Regions from separate parts of the Homo sapiens genome. Here region 2 is linked to region 1. Evidence: chromatin loops called from intact Hi-C (ENCODE). Cell type or tissue: B cell. All regions are shown on one strand. Each heading gives the region's core, and the rest is flanking DNA. Links, peaks and the distances in the headings are about the cores only.

What was found. A loop is a pair of places that touch in the nucleus more often than their neighbours do. Peaks named below come from ENCODE experiments on the same cell type or tissue, not always from the same donor. Only the 100,000 strongest peaks of a DNase experiment are listed, where the experiment ranks them.
Region 2: a loop joins it to region 1, with 6 times the contacts of the local background. A loop is called at or near these places in 2 of 110 quality-filtered maps.

Annotation. Positions count from the first base shown.
Region 1 is chr6:137,097,892-137,108,330 of GRCh38, reverse strand. No RefSeq gene overlaps it. Among named protein-coding and RNA genes, the nearest start is that of IL20RA, 58 kb to the right of the region's middle. RefSeq lists enhancers at 2,151-2,210, 10,297-10,439. In B cell, for the core only: no CTCF peak of the experiment used is centred there; DNase peaks (open chromatin) are centred at 5,170 and 5,590; H3K4me3 peaks cover 1,041 bases; H3K27ac peaks cover 2,374 bases.
Region 2 is chr6:137,427,107-137,437,545 of GRCh38, reverse strand. It overlaps LOC102723633 (a long non-coding RNA gene), which reads right to left. Exons shown (of 5, transcript XR_943053.1): 3 at 7,215-7,323. Among named protein-coding and RNA genes, the nearest start is that of OLIG3, 62 kb to the left of the region's middle. RefSeq lists an enhancer at 6,486-6,575. In B cell, for the core only: no CTCF peak of the experiment used is centred there; DNase peaks (open chromatin) are centred at 5,365 and 6,335; H3K4me3 peaks cover 1,547 bases; H3K27ac peaks cover 311 bases.

The DNA.
Region 1 (10,439 bases), core at 4,133-6,632:
TGGAGACATGTACTAGAAACAATATACTGGACTGTCTGAATCATGAGTTTGATCCAAAGCGGTGCTTCCAATGTATATGTTTCCATGTGTGTCATGCATAAACATACACACACATCATTATGCTAATATATACATGTCTAGGCACTCACATGTACAACTGTGCATATCAATATTATTTTCTAAAGAGAAGAATTGTGTTTTCTTTTTCAAGATGTGAGAAATGTCCATTTTTTGCTTTTGCCCCAAATTTTTACTGTTTATAAAGTTTTACTACAGCTAAGGAATTTTGCAATGCCTGAGTAATAAGACAGATTATTACTAGCCATACTAACTTGGAAACCCCCTAGATGTTTCTCTTAAAACTTTGGTTTGGGGTGGTCAGATGTGGAAAGAAAAGGGGAAGAAATGCAGAAGATGTGAAAAGGAGTCTGATGGGAAAGTATGCCTTTCTGTATTCTACTACTAACTAAATCATGTTTCTCAAACTTTGGATACTTTTTTTTCCAAACATGCTTCTCAAACTTTAGAAACTTGAGAAGCTTTTTTCAAAATATACGTGTACAGCCCACAACACTGGAGATTCTTTCATGGAGTCTGGGGCAAGAATCAGCAAACTTTTTCTGTGTAAAGATTAGAGAGTAAATATTTTAGACTCAAGGCCATATAATATTTGTCAAAACCACTCAGTTCAGCCGTTGTAGGGCAAAAGCAGCCATAGACCATATGTTAACAAATGAGCATGACTGTGTTCCAATAAAATGCCATTTACAGGACAGATTTGGCCTCCAAGCTGTAGTTTGCCCACCTGTGGTGTTCAGTGACACCCAGGAATACTATACTTGGAAAAGTGTTATGCATCTATAAAATTCTCATTAAAATTTATTTTTAAAACTTACCAAAAACTCAACAGGAAAGTTATAAAGGGTTAGAATAGGCAGTTCCAAAACTAGAGAGAGATGAGAGAGAGAGAGAGAGAGACAGAAGGAGGGAAGGAAGGAAGGAAGGAAGGAAGGAAGGAAGGAAGGAAGGAAGGAAGGAAGGAAGGAAAGGAGGGAGGAAGGAGGGAGGGACCGGGTGCAGTGGCTCACGTCTGTAATCCCAGCACTTTGGGAGGCCAAAGCAGGTGGATCATCTGAGGTCGGGAGTTCGAGATCAGCCTGGCCAACATGGTGAAACACCATCTCTACTAAAAAATACAAAAATTAGCTGGGCATGGTGGCAGGCGCCTTAATCCCAGCTACTTGGGAGGCAGAGGCAGGAGAATCATTTGAACCCAGAAGGTGGAGGTTGCAGTGAGCAGAGAAAAAGCCATTGCACTCAAACCTGGGGGACAAGAGAGAGACTTCTCTCAAAAAAAAAAAAAAGGAAGGAATGAAGGAATGAAAAGAAAGAAAGAAAAAGAAAAAGGAAGGAAGGAAGGGAAGGAAGGGAGAAAGAAAATGATTTTATAAAGGAAGGAAAAAATGCTAAACATAATTTTTTAAATGCAAGCTAAAACAAGACACCATCTTTTACCTAATAAATTGGCAAAAACTAAAAAGTCAGATAAGACGCAATTTTGTGAAGCCATGGGGAAGCCAGCACCCTTAGTATGAGGATAGGATAATACAACTTCAGAGGGCAGTTTGGACACAAATTATAAAATTACAGGGCACAAATATTTATGTATAAAGAGGGATTATAATAGCAATATATTGGAAACAATCTAAAAATCCTCCAAGAGGGACATGGTTGAAAAATTACCGTATATCTGTTAAGTCGTATGCTACATAAGCACTATAAAGAATAAGGTAGACCAGTATGCTGACCATAATATTGGTTAACCCCCCAAAACTATTCTCACTTTTTCTTCGGTGGGGCTGCCCCGACTTAAGATGACTTTTTTCAAACTTTTTGCAGCTAAATGTAGCCAATTACCTGAGTTCTCACCAAATGGAAATGAATGAAATTGGTATGTTCATCTTCCAGTTCCTCTTCTGAAAGATGTTTACTTTCAAATCACCTTTCCTTTTTCTATGTCTTTAGCAGCTGTGGAAGCTATGATTTGAAGACAATTGCTTGACTTCACTCAAATGCATCCCTGAATGATTTCCTGGAACAGAACCTGCACTGTACTGCACTGTAATATGTGAGAGAAATAAATATCTATCCTATTTAAACCAGGGCATTTTGGCTTCTCTTTGCAGCAGCTGGGCACTTGCCCTAAATAATACAGAAATGTGCATAGTGCTGCCATAACTGAAACCTAAGATGTGGCATTGGTACAATGAGAGAATCACAGGTGATGGGGACGTGGGTATTTCAGGCTAAAATGTTGACCACCCTTGTTCTATTGTCAAAAAACATTTGGCAAAGCTATTACCTACAATAACTGGAGAAGCAGATCGCTTCTCCTATTGCTTCAAATGAAGCTATTGGAAAGAATCCAAATGTCAATCTGTGTTGGCTTCTCTTTGCTGTCTATAAACAGGTTTTTAAAAAAGTGATCAACTAAGACAAGAATTGACAAGTTTGCAAGCAGAGCTGGAAGAAAGTAGAGAGCATCCAAAAAGAAGAGACTTGTTAAGGGTTGAAAAGCCAACTGATACGTAAAGAGGCTTATAATAGCACTTAATTGAACCAGAGCTGCAAGTGATAAAACCAGTACTCACGCCCTTTCTCAAAGGCCTGTTAAGACTCCTCAGCCACACAGAGAGGAAGCCTCAGGCAAAGAACAAATCCAGGGTGTTGCCTTTCTACCCAAGCCAATTTTTTTTTTTTCAGATAGCTTCAAGGTACCTACGATTCAAACAGGAAAGAAAAGTGTGTCAAACCTACAAGCCAGGAAATAGGTCAGCCTGAATATCCACGTGCAGAAAAGAACATTGAGAGTGGTCAGTGGCCCAGGTACTGACTGGAAGTAAGCAGACCCAAAGCCAACTGAGTTCTTAATCAGAAGCAGTGTTTTGGTAAAAAACCCTGGTGAATAAGACATTCAATAAGTCACATGAGTATGATGGGCTCAGAAGGCAAACCCAAATCTGGATGTGTCTCCCCCATTGAGGACAAATCACTGCCCCCTCCAAGATGTTCACGGGCTGCTTCCTGCCATTGACTGACGGGACACTCAGGCCTGCAGCAGCCAAGTCAGCCTCAGTGAGAGGAGGCCTATTCTTCTGAGCCATGTGGGACCCCTGACCTTACTGCACAGACATTTGCTCACGAGCACATTGAGAAAATGCCAGAGTGTGAAACTGAGTAGGTCACATGTCCACAGAACAGGTCACCTTGTCCATTGATCCTTGACATCCTGCAGTTTTATTTGTGCTGTAAGGTTGGATCCAGTCTTGCTATGCTCCTCCTGCTTCATGGTTTAATGGTCCAGAGAAGACCCATTCATGATGAGAAGTATGGGCCACATGGTCACAGGGCACCCCAGGGTCAGGCTTTTAGCCTCCCTCAGAGACCACTAATAAGCCAACAGATGTTTTCCAGAATGAGACTAGTTATTTCCTGAAGAGGGTAGGATTTTAGTCCAAAACCCTGGAAGCCATGGCCGTGTGTCTACTGTCAGGGTTTGCCACCAACTTCCTGCTTGGTCTCCTCTCTAGTGTTACCTCTTCCATCTAACTTTCATATTACAGCCAGAGTGATGTTTCTAAAACTGAAATCTGGCCCTGGCTAAAATCTGATCATTAATTTGTACATCTTTAATAAGCATCAATTATGTGCCTGTTCTAGGTCTCGAGAATTCAGCAGGGACAAAGTAGAGGGCCCTTGTTTTATCCTTTGAATCTGTAAAAGAAGCTAACCTCATAATGTGACATGAGGGGCACTAGCCCTGCAATGGCGGCAAAATTTCACCATTAGACTTTCATTCTTTGAACAAAGCTGTTTATCTTATTCTAAAATGCAAATGTGCTTGAGCACAGTAAAGCTTTGTCATTCATGGTCATAAACAATTTTGGGTAAATTTATTTATATGATGAGTTCCAATATGACAACCCAAGCTTATCTAGATGAGTTTTGTGGCATCCTTGATAGGGGCTTTTATAGACAGGAAAAATTACTAAGGGGATACTGTGATTTTCTTAAATTAATACTTTATTTATTAAAATTACAAATTTAAATTCCTCATTATTCCTTGAATTTTTAAGTCCAACTCATAAACCTTATTACTTTGTTTATGAATCTGGCAACTTTTAACCATCACTTTTAAGTGGCCTTTTATACTTTAATTGAATTAGTTTAAATATTTAAAAACTTGATTTTTTTTACCCTTTTTGAATACTTCAATTGTGCAACAAAAAAGTTCAAGAACTGTAAGATATCTAAGCCTTTACCCTACCTGGAAACTAACTAATTGACTTGTCAGTGTTTCTTAGATGCTGGCAGAAGACATGAGACTCTTGGATCAGAGACAAAGGGCTTTAATACTCACAGCAATAGCTTTAACCAGAGTGTCATTCTTTTGCATCAGTCCACTTTTTGTTAGGTCTGGAATAGGACCCAAATACAATGTGATGAATAAATTTAATGTGGTACCCTAAATGGGATCCAGGTACAGAAAAGAAAAAAAAGGACATTAAGTAAAAACTAAATAAAGCATGGACTTTAGTTAACAATAATGTATCAATTAATTTAGTTCATTATTTATGACAAATGTACTATACTAATATAAGATTTTAACAATAGGGGAAACCAGGCGTGGGGTATATATATGAGAACTCTCTGTACTATCTTCATAATTATTTTGAAAATTTGAAAATATTCTTAGTTTTTTTAAGTTGAGCAAGTGAAAAATATTAGATAAAACGACAATACATATTGTACTTGAATTTAGAAACATTGTGAAAATTATAGCCAAATGACTGAAGTTTGGGAACACTGGTTTTGAGAATAACAGGGATGGCTGAACTATGCTGAACCCTTGATCCTTCCCACCAGTGTGACAGGAAGATGTGTGATTACACCACAGTACTATCTACCCACAGCTTACAATTTCAGATGGTTATTCCACAGCACTAAGTAGAAGACTCTTTCATGAACCATCCTGAGAATGGGCAGGCACTAACCACCAAAAGCAGAGCTGAAACTTCTCTGAGAGTGAGACATGTCTTTCTTTAGAGGAACTGGGGCTTCTTGGTGGCTGGGTTCTCAGGGGATTTCTTAGTGGAGAGTTACTATAAACATCTAAGCTCTGGTTTACCACAAAGGTTTGGCCCTTCAGACACCTGGTGTCTTTTAGCAGCACCCTCAGCAAACATGAGTCCTTGTCTACAGATAAGACCTCAGGCTCAGAGAATAGGGATTGGAAGCTGAGGATCACACCACTGATGGCCCATTCTCAGGAGCCCTCTACCATCTCTCTTCTCACCCTGTTCACAATCACCTAGGGATTGTAGCACTTGTCCCCCTCCCCAACTTCAACACCCAAGGTCCCAAAGTGATAGACAGAGTGCCAACATTCCTTATCTGTAAAATAGAGGATAACAGGAGAGAGATGGTCTACATCAGCAAGTCTGGAGTTTTAGCCTATGCAATAATTGTCTGGAAGGCTTGTGAAAACACAGGGAACTGGGCCCCACCTCCAGAGTTCCTTTTTCATAGAGTCAGTAATTTGCATTTCTAACAAATCCCAGGTGACACTGATGCTCTGGTTGGGAGCTGCACTTTGAGAACCACTGGTTTAAATGATCTCAGGGGCATCTTTCAACTTTCATAGTCATTAAATCCATGTGTCTCAGACTCATGTGATCATGAGACTCACCCAGAGTCTTGGTTAAATGCACAGATCAGCAGGCCCCACCCCAAACTTTCTGACTCAGAATTACAAGATGAGCAGCCCAGGTGATTCTTATGATCAGAGGAATTTGGGAATCTTTATAATACCAAAAGCCAGCGCACCATCAGTGAATACGGTCTTTGAGCAGGACATGGTGAGAAATTGAGGGCATTCAAACATGGCACACAGGCCCAGGAGAAATGAGTAAAGCTGAAGGAGGGGGTGAGAAGGGATCAACAGGGTCAAAGTTTTGCCCTGACCCTTGCCCATGGCACGCATAGCACTGCAAAAATCATCTCAACCACTGGACATGAGCCTTTGCTACTCCACTGTCCATTAGATGGGGAGGGAAGGAGGCTCAAGGGGATACAAATGGCCAAGGTGATGCTGGGTCAAAGGGCAACTTCAGAAGGTCATAAATGTAACATTCATTGAGTGTTTTGGCCTTAAATTCATTTATATGATGAGTTCTAATATGACAGCAGCCTAAGCTTGTCTATGAGTTTTATGGCATCCTTGACAGTCGCATTTGTACACAAACAGGTCAACCCACGAGCATGGTGTACTGGGAGGGCTGGAAGGGCTAGAATGGCAGTGCCCATCAAAATACAGCTCAAAGACCCCAGTCATTTTCCCAACAGAAAACAATACCCAATTAAGCTGGAAGCAAGAAAGGGCATAGTGTCTGTAGTTAAGGGGTTGCTTGCCCGTGGACTTCTGAAATCCTGTAATTCTCCCTGTAATACCCTCATTTTGACCATTTTGAAGCCTTTGGGGGAATACCATATGGTACAGGAGCTCAGGGCAATGAATGAGGTCGTGATCCCAGCCCACCCATTAGTGGCAGATCCACGTACTCTTCTGACTCGAGTGCCGGGGAATGCAAAATGGTTTTAAGGTTTTTTGGTCAGATGCCTCCTGGGTTGGACTACATACAAGAAGGTCATCTACATGTTGGAGTATACTCCCACTTTCTAATTGAAAATTCCTCAGATCCCTTTCTAGGGCTCAGGCAAAAAAAAAAAAAAAAAGGAGCTGTCCCAAAAGCCCTGAGGGAGTAATTTCCAAGTGTATTGTTTTGTTTTTCTCTGCCATTCAAAAGGAAAAAGGTATTGAGACTCCAGGCTCAGCGGGCTTAAGTGGTGTGACCAATGTCAGAGGCTATAATAGTTGCAGAATAAGGACTAAAACCTCTTCTAATCCCTAGACCAATGAGTTTCTTCCAGAGAGTGTTATTTGAAGGTAACGTCATCCATTTCGTTAAACTATTTTACCTATGAGTCCCAGAAAATGAAATTCCGTCATTAAGATATTCATTCCTTTGAGCCTTTTAACATCAGTGTCAGATGTCTCTTTTAAGATAAAAATATTTTAAGCCTCTATCAACTAATACATCAATGTGGTTAAACAAAGATGTAGCAGAAAGCTGGGCCTAATGTAGTAGTTAATGAGAGGCATGCCACCACCATAACCCCAACCTGCCTGGCAGGAAGTCGAAAGAGTAAGAGGAGAAAGAATCATGAGTAGGGAGACAGGCCTTCTCAATGGGTGTTTGGGAAGTTCCAGGGCCAGGAGGGCATTATAACTCCTGCTTCTCAATTTTGCCTATGTAGTCCCCAGAAAATACTAGTTGCTTTGAATTAAACAGAAACAGTATTATCTCAACTGAAAGCAATCTGAGGCTTTAGTTTGGCCTAAATTCTTCTCTTACAGACTTCTTTTATTTTTTTTAAGACAGAGTCTCACTCTGTCGCTCAGGCTGGAGTGCAGTGGCACAATCTCAGATTACTGCAGCCTCCATCTCCCGGGTTGAAGTGATTGTCCTGTCTCAGCCTCCTGAGTAACTAGGATTACAGGCGTGAGCCACCACGTTTGGCTAATTTTTCTATCTTTATTAGAGACGGGGTTTCACCATGTTGGCCAGGCTGGTCTTGAACTCCTGAACTCCAGTGATCCACTCACCTCGGCCTCCCAAAGTGCTGAAATTACAGACATGAGCCATGGTGCCCAGCCTCCTCTAATAGATTAAGGGGCAGAAAGAATCTTCTTATAGAGAAAGACACTATCCCGTGATGGCAACCCAAGATGCCCTATCTAAAAGAATGATTTCAAAATGACACTATCCAAAAAAGAAGGCTTAGTCAGGATAAGAATCAAGGCCTTTTCTCTTTTTTCTCTGAAAGTCAGGATTCTGGGCAGTGTCATTTTTCCCTGGTGATAACCCTCCTTTCTTTCCTGCCACGTCATGGGGCTGCTTTAAACCAGAGACCCAAGGATAAGGTTGTTAGAAAATTGGAGAGTGGCAGTGAAAGAGCAGATGCTCCCGCCTTATAAATTAGCAGAAGATTATGCACGGCCAGCTGTACCATGGAACTGCCCAGGTTTTATACCACACCGTGATCCTCTGTGTTTATCATATGGTCCAGCATCTGGTCAATTCTGTCCCCAGCTCCCATATATCTATTCAAATCAAGCTTCGGCTGGGGATTTATTTATGTATATAGCTTCAATCTCAATCAGGATCCCTCCTGAGGTCTTAACTTGCAACACGGCAGGGAATTAACCCAGCAAGTCCTTTGTATCACAACTCTAAGTTACTCATTCACCTGAAGGTAACCTTTTTTTTTTTTCATGCAAGGTTTAGGAAGTGAGGGGGTGGCCAAATGAGGAAGATATGTATGTGTGACGAGAGAGTCAGAGAGAGAGAGAGAGAAGCCTCCAAGTGTTTATACATCAACAAAACCAGACATGGATACTCTGAAATAAGGTAAAAGTAACGTACTGTATGCCTTGAATAAGAAAAAAGGGAAAGAGATTTTCCTGTGTTTAAAAAATCTTGGGCTAAACCTGAAGTTATATAAAAGTTTCCTAAGCATTTTTCTCCTTTGTAACAAGATAGTATTTCCAAGAAGAAAATCCACTAATTGATTTCTTGGCATTGAGTGTTTGCCTGGGGTGTCTTTTTCCATTTATTTTAACAGGTAGATATATGGGCCTGTCATTGTGGTTAGGCCAAAAGAAAGTTCTCATTCTCCTCTCACACCATGCATCAAAACAAATTCTAGATTAACCAAAGAATTAGACTGAAAAAACTCAAACCAAAAATAAACTTAGAAGAAAGCACTTTGCAGGCCGGGTGCGGTGGCTCACGCCTGTAATCCCAGCACTTTGGGAGGCCGAGGCGGGCGGATCACAAGGTCAGGAGATTGAGACCATCCTGGCTAACACGGTGAAACCCTGTCTCTACTAAAAATACAAAAATTAGCCAGAGAGCCAGGTGTGGTGGTGGGCATCTATAGTCCCAGCTACTCAGGAGGCTGAGGCAGGAGAATGGCGTGAACCAGGGAGGCGGAGTGCAGTGAGCCGAGACCATGCCACTGCACTCCAGCCTGGGCGACAGAGCAAGACTCCATCTCAAAAAAAATAAAAAAAGAAGAAAGCACTTTACTATTTTTCTGATCTCTGGAAGGTAAATAGCTTTTAGAATATAGAAACAATGGAAGAAGTCATAATGAAAAAAGACTAATAGACTTTATAACCCCATAAAGCTGTAAATTTTATGAGTCTTAAAATTTAGCATAAACCAAATTAAAAGACAAAAAGAGAGGTGTAAAGTTTTTTGCAACAGTTAATGAATAAAAAGTTAATATTCTTAGCATATGAAGAACTCTTATAGATCAATAAGAAAAACATGAAAACAATAAATAAATAGGAAAAAGACATAAGCAGTTTTATAAAGGGAAATACAAATTTTGGTAATTTTTTATTGTTCAATTAATTAGTAATTTTAAAACTTAAAGCAAAATACTATTCACACCTATCAACAGAAAAGGGATTAAATTATAATACTCATTTTGCAACACAAACAAAAAGTAGAAAAAATCTTAAGGCTCTTCAACTATTGGGAAATGGGAAGGTACATAGCTATGTCCTTTAAGCTGTTAGGTTCTCATTAAAAATCATTCTTGGCGGCTGGGTGCGGTGGCTCACACCTGTAATCCCAGCACTTTGGGAGGCCGAGGTGGGTGGATCACCTGAGGTCAGGAATTCGAGACCAGCCTGGCCAACATGGTGAAACCCTATCTCTACTAAAAATACAAAAAATTAGCTGGGCATGGTGGCACGCGCCTGTAGTCCCAGTTACTCGGGAGGCTGAGGCAGGAGAATCGCTTGAACCAGGGAGGCAGAGGTTGCAGTGAGCCAAGATTGCGCCACTGCACTCCACCCTGGGTGACAGAGCGAGACTGTGTCTCAAAAACAAAAAAACAAAAAAAAAAAAACATCATTCTTGGCCAGGTGCAGTGGCTCAGGCCTGTAATCCTAGCACTTTGGGAAGCCAAGGCAGGAGGATAGCTTGAAGCCAGGAGTCCCAGACCACCCTAGGGGACATAGCAATACCCCTACAAAAAAATTTTTTTAACTAGCTAGGCATGATGGCACACACCTGTAGTCCTAGCTACTCAGTAGGCTGAGACAGGAGGATCACCTGAGCCTAGAAGTTGGAGGCTGCATTGAGCTATGATCGTGCCACTGCACTCCAGCCTGGGCAACAGAGTGAGATCCCGTCTCAAAAAAAAAAGTCCCTTTTATGAGAGTTTCAAATAACAGAGGAAGGAGGAATAAATTCACATTTCTGTGGCCTAATTCATGAAGTGCCTTTTCCATATAGATTTGA
Region 2 (10,439 bases), core at 5,242-7,741, 330 kb before region 1:
CTACTACTGGGTATATACCCAAAGGAAAGAAAATCAGTATGTGGAAAGACATCTGCACCCCCATATTTATTGCAACACTATTCATAATCACCATGTTATGGAACCAACCTAAGTGCCCATCAACAAATGAATGGATAAAGAAAATGTGGTTTACATACACAAGGGAATACTATTCAGCCACACAAAGAATGAAATCCTGTCATTCACAGCAACGTGGATAAGCCTCGAGGACATTATGTTAAGTGAAATAAGACAGGCACAAAGTTAAATGCCGTATGTTCTCACTCACATGTGGGAGCTGAAAAAGGTGATCGCATGAAAGTAGAGAGAATAGTGGTTATTAGAAATTGGAAAGGGGAGAAGGGGGTGGGGTATAGAGAGAGGCTGGTTAATGGATACAAAATTACACCGAGATCGGAGGAATAAGCTCTAGTATTCTATAGTACTGCGCAGTGACTATAGTTACCAATAATTTTTTGTACATGTTCCAATAGCTAGAAGAGAGGATTTTAACTGTTCTCAACACAAAGAAATGATAAATGTTTGAGATAATGGATATGCTAAGTACCTTGATATGATTATTACACATTATATGCATGTATTGAAATGTCACACTCTACCTTATGAATATGTACAATTATGTGTCAATTAAAAATAATAACAAAAAATTTATTCTCTTGTCAGTTTTCAAATATATAACATGCTATTATTAACTATACTCACCTTGCTGTGCAATAGATCTCAAAAATTATTCTTTCTGTCTAAGTGGAACTTTGTATACTTTGAGTAGAAAAAACCAAATAGAAAAATGTGTGAAGAAGTGAAAAGGCATTTTACAGAATAGGAAACTAAAATGGTTAACAAGTATTTGAACAGATGCTCAAATTCACTAATAATGAGATAAGTACATGTTACTACAGTAATGAGAAGCGACATCACATTCATTAAAAGTTTTTAAGTGCCAAATGGAGTATGCAGAAAAACAGAAATCCTATCTTGCTAGGGACCACTGAGTAATCATCTGACTATGCCCTAGAACCTTTACTCCCGGTCTATAATCCAGAGAAATTCTCATTCGAGATGATAAGGCTCATGTACTAGAATGTTTTGGGCCTTCCCATTTCTTTTTTTAACATTTAAAAAATATCATTAAAGAACTACTACTATACGACATGAAAATATTTAAAATTCACAAAAACATATTATTAACATTTTGGGTTATCTTCTTTTAGAGTTCTCTGGTTACTTTCATACTATTTTAATTTTTAAAAGCAAATTTGCTATCAAAATTTGAAGACTGTTCTATATTCTATTTTACTTTACTTTTCCTATAGTAAAGTATATTTGGTATCTATATTTCTAGAATGAGATTTTTAATCATTACATATATCTTCATATTTTATTTTAACCATTAGATTACATTTCCATACATTGTAATTATATTTCTTCTTTTTATTTTTTCCAGCTTTACTGAAGTATAATTGACAAATCAAAATTTTATATATTTAAAGTATACAATGTGAATTTTTTTTTTTTGAGATGGAGTCTTGCTCTGCCATCCAGGCTGGAGTGCAATCGAGCAATCTCGGCTCACTGCAAACTCTGCCTCCGGGTTCAAGGGATTTGCCTGCCTCAGCCTCCCAACTAGCTGGGACTACACTAGCCCACCACCATGCCCGGCTAATTTTCGTATTTCTAGTAGAGACAGGGTTTCACCATGTTATATTGGTCAGGCTGGTCTAGAACTCCTGATCTCAAGTGATTGGGCTGCCTCGGCCTCCCAAAGTGCTGGGATTACAGGCCTGAGCCATGGCGCCGGGCCACAGTGTGATGTTTTAATGTCTGTATACATTATGAGATGATCACCACACTCAAGCTAATTAACATATCCATGCCTTCATATAGTCACCTTTTTGTGTGTATATGAGTGTGTGCAGTGAGAACACTTATACCTACTCTGCAAATTTCAAGTATACAATACAGTATTATTAACTAAAGTCATAGTCACTTGGTTGTATATTAGATCTGCAGAAATTATCATCCTGCCTATAAAAACTTTGTACGCTTCCACCAACATCTTCCCATTTTCCCCACCCTTAGTTGCTTGCAACCACCATCCTACTCTCTGCTTCTATGAATTCAACTTTTTTAGATTCCATATATGAGCGAGATCATGCACTACTTCCTTCTGTCTGTTTTGTTTCACTTACCATAATGACCTCTAAGTTCACTTTAGCGTTGTTTGTGATAGCAGAGAGGTGGAGGCAATCCAGCTCTCCATCACTGCAGGAATGGACAAAATAAGATGTGGTGGATGTGCATCAGATTCTACCATGCAGCCATTAGGGGCAATGAGCTAGATATAAGCAGGACTAAGATTTTTACCTTAGTACTCTGGAAGAAGAATAAAACACAGAAAGAAGTCCATAGCCCATTGTATTTTATACAAATAAATACATCCAAATCAATAACACTACACATTTCCCAAGGATATATACAAATTCAAGGTTATAGACCACGCATATTAGAAAAGTTTTCTGTGACAGGAGAAGAATGGAAAATGGAAAGGACAATCAAAAGAATAAATAAATAAATCATGAAAGGAGCCCAACAAGGGTGATAGTGTGACTTTCATAGAGAGATGTGGTTAATTCAACCCTTTTCACCCGAGTGGGATGTGTGGCATGCTAACAAACATGGGTGAGATAACGAGGGTTCAGGAAATCTTACTTTCCATTTCTGTCATTGTTGTTGCCTATGGTCTGATTCCTTTCTCTTAATGATGCAGTAAAGAGGTAGCAAATACAGCAAAGTGCTTCATAAGTCAGGCTCAGGCATTAGTCAGTCCTTGGTCAAAATTCTAACTCCAAATAATTATTAACTACCTTCTTTCGGGCAGTTATTTTCTTAGGCACCTATCCTCAGTTGTCTCATCTATAATCTGGTGTTAATGATACTGAATAAGAGTTTTGTGAGTACTAAATTGGAGAAGACATATAAAGCATTCATTCACTGTAGTCTCTGGTATCAATAATTGCCCAACACGTGTTGGTACTAGTTTTTTTTTTTTTTCATTCTAGAAAACTCAGTGACTTCTGGTTACCCATTTTTATTCTTCTCTCTTTTAACATTTTGATCAATGACTTGGATAAAGACAGTCATGCCATCCCTGTCGAACTGGGAGACAACACAAAATTGAAATGGCAGAATCAGATTTCAACCCACAAACTAAAATGATGAACTGATGTCAATAAGATAATACATAATAGGGATTAACATAAAGTTGAGTATTAGATCTAATCCAGAATGATGAGAACTGAATAAAAGCAACACTTAAAAAAATAAGTACTCAAGGGTTTTAGGACAACATGAATCCACAGAGCAATGAGGTTGCTGTTGAAAGAGTCCACATGTGCTTAGATTACATCCATAGAGTTAGGTAGAGTCCTGCTTTAATTTCCACATGTGAGGAATTTGTTCCAGGGATCACACTCTGAGAGGAAGGGTAACCAACGAAAGAATATTTGGAAGAAAGGGAGAAGGGAGGGTGGGAGGACTGGAAACCCCAAAATGAAGAAATGCTGAAAGAATCGAGGGTGCTGTGCTTGGTGAAGGAAAGCTGAGGTTAAGCACTAAAGGTGTCTTCAAAATTATTAAGACGGGATCAGACTTACTGCAGGGATCCACTCACTGGAGTCAGCGAATGGAGTTTTACAGGGGCAGATTTCAGCTCAGCGTAATAACTACATTTTCAGTTGCCAGCACTGACAGACTGGAGGGGGCAACTCAGCAGAACAGTGGAACCATTCGTGAAGGCACCTATACAGAATCTGACAATTCCCTTACCTAGGAATGTCATCCAGGAGATTCCCAGAAAAAGTAGAGGATGGCACTGGATAACTTCTAGGGCCCTCCAATTCCAATGCTGAATTTTCAATATTCATTTCCAAGTGTTTATCACCTGCCAGGACCCAAGAACCTTCTAGCATGATCCCTAGAACAACGTCCTGACTTGTGGAAATTGGAGCAGGACTCTGCCTGACTCTATGGATGTAATCTAAACACACGTTGACTCTTTTGACAACCTCATTGCTCTATGGATTCATGTTGTCCTAAAACCCTTGGGTTTTTTCTTCACATGTTGCTTTTATTCGGGTCTCATAAGTCTGTATTTGCCCTAATACCCACGGAGAATATGTTTCTGAGATTGCAATCTATTCAGCATAAGGTTTTGATATTGATTTTTACAAACACATGTATTTCATGAGCCAAGAATGCCTGTATATTTTTCAACTACACCCATTTTCAGATTAGTTTTATACTTTCATCTAAATTAAATGAATTACTTTTTCTCTCAACATTTTTATTTGTGCTCTACTACTGTTTAATAGTCTCTCTGTCAATATACTGAAGATATCAGGTTGAATACAACTAGTTTGATTTAATTAAGGAATAGCTTCAATCATGCATGAGATGCATTGAAATTTCATAACTGTGAAAGATCAAGTAATTTGTTAATTCCAATTCCTAAAACTCCTCCTTCCCATTGCCAATCATTGTCCAAGTTGGGAGTGGGAGGGGAGATTATTTCATGAAGCCATGACCACTTGCTTTAATGCCTTTATCTAAAAGCTTTCTTCAGCGAGTTGTTTGGTAGCCCAGCCAAATAGGCCATGTGTGACAGATATTAGGTAAACTGGCCTCAGGGAAGGAGTGTGCTTTGCACACTAGTTGGCGGTTTCCATAGTACTCTCCAGGGCTGAGATAATAAGCAATCCAAGAGCAGGAACCTTATCTTGTACACTTTGTATCCCTCCCACCTCCCACCACAGCCCCTGGTGCATAGTAGGCAGACAATATGTATACTGCCGGAATGAGTGAATGAGTGAATATGAATAAACGAGTGGATGGATGACGGCGGACAGATGGCACCAAGGAAGAATTTGCTCTCTGCTTTAAGTCAAGCATGTCAGGGTTCAGCTTCAGTTCCTGGGCTCCATTTCTGCCTCTCACCAGACCAACTCCCCTCTGCTGAGCTTGATGAGCATGATGCCTGTGGGTAGAATGTGTTCTGGGGGGGATGATAGCTGCCTGATATGAGAGATGATATCAGAGATTAGTTAACCATATGGGCTGAGTCCCAGGGGAGGTGTGTGAAATGAATCAGATTAAACAAAATTGATAATGTGAATGCTTAATCAAACAGACAAAGGTAGTCTGTGCAGCTAATTAGGGGCAAATAGAGCGTCCCTCTTGTACCTCATTTAACTGACAAATTGTGCAGACAGTTTTAATGGGAGTCTGTTTAGCAAAGAGAAGGCTGTATAGTTGACAGCTTGGCAAAATGTGGTTTCTGTAACACCACATGATGCTTATGGAAATTAGCCTGGTGCAGCTGAGCTCTGAGCAGTCCTGGGTTGTGCAAATCACAGCAAAACCGACCTTTCACAGCCTGCTGGTCACTGCAATCTTAAAGGCAACGAACTCGCTTTTTAGTATTTTGAAAGGTTGAAGGGTATAGACTCCAAACTTAAATGAAATCTGCTATTACCACATCCAATGCAGAAGTCAAGAAGTAATAAGAGAGAGACAGAGAGACGTCCTGATGAGAGAAGCAGAATCACCCTTCAGATGGATGCAAAGTGGTGGCATTTGCAGCTAGGTGCATTGACAGACCAAGCAAGGCAACTTCGGAAGAACAATGTAGGCTGCTGAAGCTTCAAAAGGTTTAGAGACATTGTACCAGAATCTTTTGGCATTTTCACCATGGTCTCACCAACATCTCAGCCTTTTGCTTCCTTTCTGCCTTCCAAACCTCAGTAGGCCCTATTCCTTCTCCTTTTGCAAATGACAGCACCTTCCTCTCTGATATTGTCATGTCTTTGGACTTCTGCTATTGGAGACTGTGAGAGAATTCCTGGGAGCAAGTGCTCTTTCAAGAGGAGACAGCACATGCAGCTTGTGTTGGTTTCGTAGGTTCACAGGGAACAGAGCTCTCGTGGGCCTGGTCAGAGAAGGAAAACTTGAAGCTCCATTGGCCATACCTGTCATGAACAGCACCATTTGCTGCTCCATGGAGAACTAGGGGAAAAGAAACCTAGCATTGGTGTGGGGACTTGGGGTTCTGGGGGGCTCTCCTGTGGATTTGGATCCCCTAATGTTGTGTGTAATGCTCAGTTGCATGGAATTAGGCATTCCAGGGATAAATGGAGTTGCAAGGTTTGCATTAGCCTGTGTGCCAGCGACAGGATGTCATTGTCTGAACACAGGGACTGGAACTCGGGGTTGGATTCACACTGTGGAGATGAGCTTCCCCTTTCTTGGGTACCCATGCATGGCTCACAGTTTCTGTCCCACTAAAGGGAGTAAGGCCATGCATGAAGAGTATTCTTTTAATGAAGTGATTTTTGTGAATCACTCCACCAGTCAAACATGGTCCCTTCCGGAAAATGAACAGTTTTGCATAAAACGGTCCATTAGTGTCAATGGAGAGGGTCTGACCTCTCACAGAGGAGAGGGCTCCTCTGTAAGCCTAGTCAAGTGGAACTTCTGGGTTTGTGCTTAGACTTGAAGACTATGCCTGCCTCTCTACCCCAGGAGATTTTACCCTATGTTATTATGCATTAAATGCAAAAGCAGGAGTAATTCTACTTTCAGTTCGGGATGAATACATTTAGCAAAGTTGAATAAGTACTTTAACACACCCAAATGCTCATGATTTTAAAAAATTGTTGTAAGTAGTCTATTTATTAATTTTCATTGTTTTAAACCAGAAGAATGACCATGTTTTTAATCACATCAAAGCTACACACATACTCAAAACTGTATTGGCACTAACACAAATCAAATTTATTCTTCACTTTTTGCCCTGAAGTTTAGGGGGTCTTTGCTTTCTTGATCAGTAGAGGCAATTGAAGTGGCAAAACACATTCACTGGAAAAATGGGAGATATTATTTGGAGTCATTATGAAAACAACTTGTAGGTTTTTAGATTTTTTACTCTGTTTAAATTTACTAAATTAATTGTTCTAAGGGAAAACTATGGGTAATAAAAGGAAAATATTAAAGAAAAGGAAAGAGATTTTGCAAAGCCAAAAACTTAACTACTGATAACATCCACAAGGAATTCATTCATCTCTAAGAGATTAGCATAGCCTTTTACTTTTGGAGGTTTGACCCTTACCAGACTTTGTTTTTTGATTATAAAAACTTACCAAATTTCTTATTCCTAGACTTTTAACTTCTGCAGGGATCATCAATCTTGTATGATGGATGAACTCTATTATTAAAAGACATAAATGTGACTGTACCTGCATAGAAAATCTGAAATGCAATATTGAAGCAGTAGTTATCAACTTTAGAAAAACATAAAGGAAATAAAATGAAGCATTTTCATTACATTATTACTGATATCATTTATATAGTTCTATAGATCAATTTTACACTTTGATTTACCCCTGTCAATAGCAAACTTTTTTTCCCAGATAGTTTCTCTTTGAAGGAAATGATTAATTAATATGTAATTCAAAAACAATTGAAGGAGGCTAATGATTGAGGGAAGACTTTTGGGCTTCCATTATCCAAAGTCATGGCCCAGGGTTGCATACTCACTGGACTTCAGCTTTGACCTAGATGGAGCCAAAGTCTGTCTTCTTAGATCTACCTGGGGGGCAAATTCATTAATGACAGATTTTTCATTCTGTTTTCTTCAGTGACTTGCCTATAGGAGACCTCTTGGTCAAGACACCAGCGTTCAAAGTGAAGTGACGAAGAGCTCATTACTGAGGGAATGCTGCTTGCACACAACTAATTGATAGCATTCAGGCCTTTCCAAATCCAGCTGGAGCCTAAATTATTAGGTACCACACTTCAGAGGATAACAGCTTCATCACTAGCTTGGTTGTCCTCACCAGGTAAACATGGTCCTTGTATGAGAAGGGATCTCTGAGCCCTGGAGACAGGCCAGGGACTGGGAGGGGAGAAGCAGAGCTCAGCTGGAAGTGGAACTAGGGGAATGAAAGTCTACTAAAGCCAGACCAGCATTCCATGGTTAAAGGTTCTCTGGGCAGCAGGAGCAAGATTAAAATGGGATTAATATAAAGAAGAAAAAGTAAAAAGGCTATTTTGACTCAGGCAGAGTAAGATTGGAAGACTGTTTGCATTTTTGCCTTAAATCAACATTTCTATTTTTTTTTTCTGTTAATAGAAAAAAAAGTTAGACAAAATTACTTGATAGTTCAGGACAAACCATTCCTTCTATCTTTACACCACTATTTTGTTTCACCCATATTTACATTTGCTGGAATGATTCTGGCTGTACAAATCTGATGTTTGCTTACAAAATTCAGCATCTGGATTTTGGCTATCTGGCTATCTGTTGCTTCTAACATCTTTGACTTTAGTCACAAAATAACCTTTCTCCATTCTGGATTTCAGGTCCATGTTTGCACAACAGCAAAACATCTAGATAACAGAGGAGAAATTCAGGCATCCATCACATGATCTTCTTCTCACATAGTAACTTCTCATGTAGTTAATAGTTAATTTTACTTCCTTTATGCAGATTTAAGTGGCAAGTTATTTATGACAACTTTTAGTCATAACACTTGACATGTGATTAGTAAGAAATTATAGGTTCAATTGAATAAGTGATAAATTATCATATATTTTAAATTCTGAATTATTTGCTGAAATTATTTTCCAAAGTATCAAAACAAGTATATGTTTCTAAGACTGTTTTTGAACCAAATAATTTTAAATGTTTATTAAAATCACAAAAAACATACAGAAAGCGCTAATTTGCTCTCTAACCTTTCAAATATCAATTTGGTAAAATGTCCCACATTTCATCTTCAGAAATTATTTAGTGACAAAATGCACATTAATTTCAGTAAAAAACATATTCAATGAATGTCAGTTCTTTAAAATTATAATTGTTTGATTGGCTGCATTTTTTTTTTTTTTTTACTTTTTGCCATCAGTGTATTGGTTGTTCCAAGTAAATCTGAAGAACTCTCATAAAAGTAAGCTCTAGGTCAGTTTTTAAAGGAACATAAAACATAATATCCAGCTCCAATATTAATGAGTCCTATCAGATAGTGCAACTGCCCTTTTTAGGGGCTTGAATCTTTTTCTACCATCTGAAATGACAAGCCATTCTGCCACCTGGATGGGTTCCAACTATTATCCTCATGTATCATAGTGTGAGAGGGAGGGGGAGGAATGGAGAAGGAAAAGGCATCTGGAAGGCCAGAAAATTCACTTTGGTCAAATAGTAAAGAGCTTCTAAACCATTTTTTTCTTCTAACTTTCAGATGCTTCACTGTTTCTGTCATCAGCAAATCTGAAGTTTTCCTGGACCATTTCATCAACCTGACACAACGGAAGTGGGAGTGGACCGCTGGTCACTGTCCACACAGTGCTGCTTGAGTTAATTGATAAACCTCGCCTCTTTATTATCAGCGCTGGCCTTCTGTCTACAGCCACACAGCCTATTGCCCCTCCAAGGCACTGAGATTTCCTTGTGGAATTCTAGCAGATATTGGAAATTTTGGTGGCAAATTAGCAGGGGCCACAAACCAGAAGTGACAGCTCCAGTACCCTGATGGGGAGAATGTAGCAATACCTTGCCCACAGCAATTGGCCAGGCTTATCATATGGACTAATCACAACAGATCTGGGGAAATAATGGGCACCAGATGTTATCGCTTTGTAGGCTGGAGCTCTCCAGAGACGACAGCCATGATAGGAAAGCTTCCTCAAAACAGGAACATGATTCTGTCGCTTATTAATCAAGCCAGGAGGCTGGGTGTGATCATCTACTCCTTCCTCAATGCCATGGTTTCCTTCTGCTCTGTTAATGAATAGGGAAACAGTTTCTGTGTGTGGTGTGTGTGTGTGTGTGTGTGTGTGTGTGTGAATCTGGATGTGTCTATCACACATGTACACATAAAATTCAATTTACTATCTATAAGCATGCTTCCCAGAATTAAATTTTTTTCTTGAATCAGTTATATTCAGCATTGGTATACTGAGGACTCTCTTAATTAAGTATTTATTTTATTTATCCTAATTACCCTCAACTTTAAGAAGATTGTATATTTTTAACACATTACGTGATACAAATGGAAAAAAGGACTGGCCGAGGCAACATGGCGAAACCCTGTCTCTACCAAATATATATATATACATATACGTGCATGTGTGTGTGTGTGTGTGTATGTGTGTGCATGTGTGTGTGTGTGTGTGTGTGTGTGTACATAAATTGGCCAGGCATGGTGACATGTGTCTATAGTCCCAGCTACTCAGGGACTGAGGTGTGAGGATTGCTGGAGCCTCAGATGCTTGAGGTTGCAGTGAGCTGAAATCACACCATTGCACTACTGCACTCCAGCCTGGTTGACAGAAGAAGACCCTGTCTCAAACAAAAAAAAGAAAAA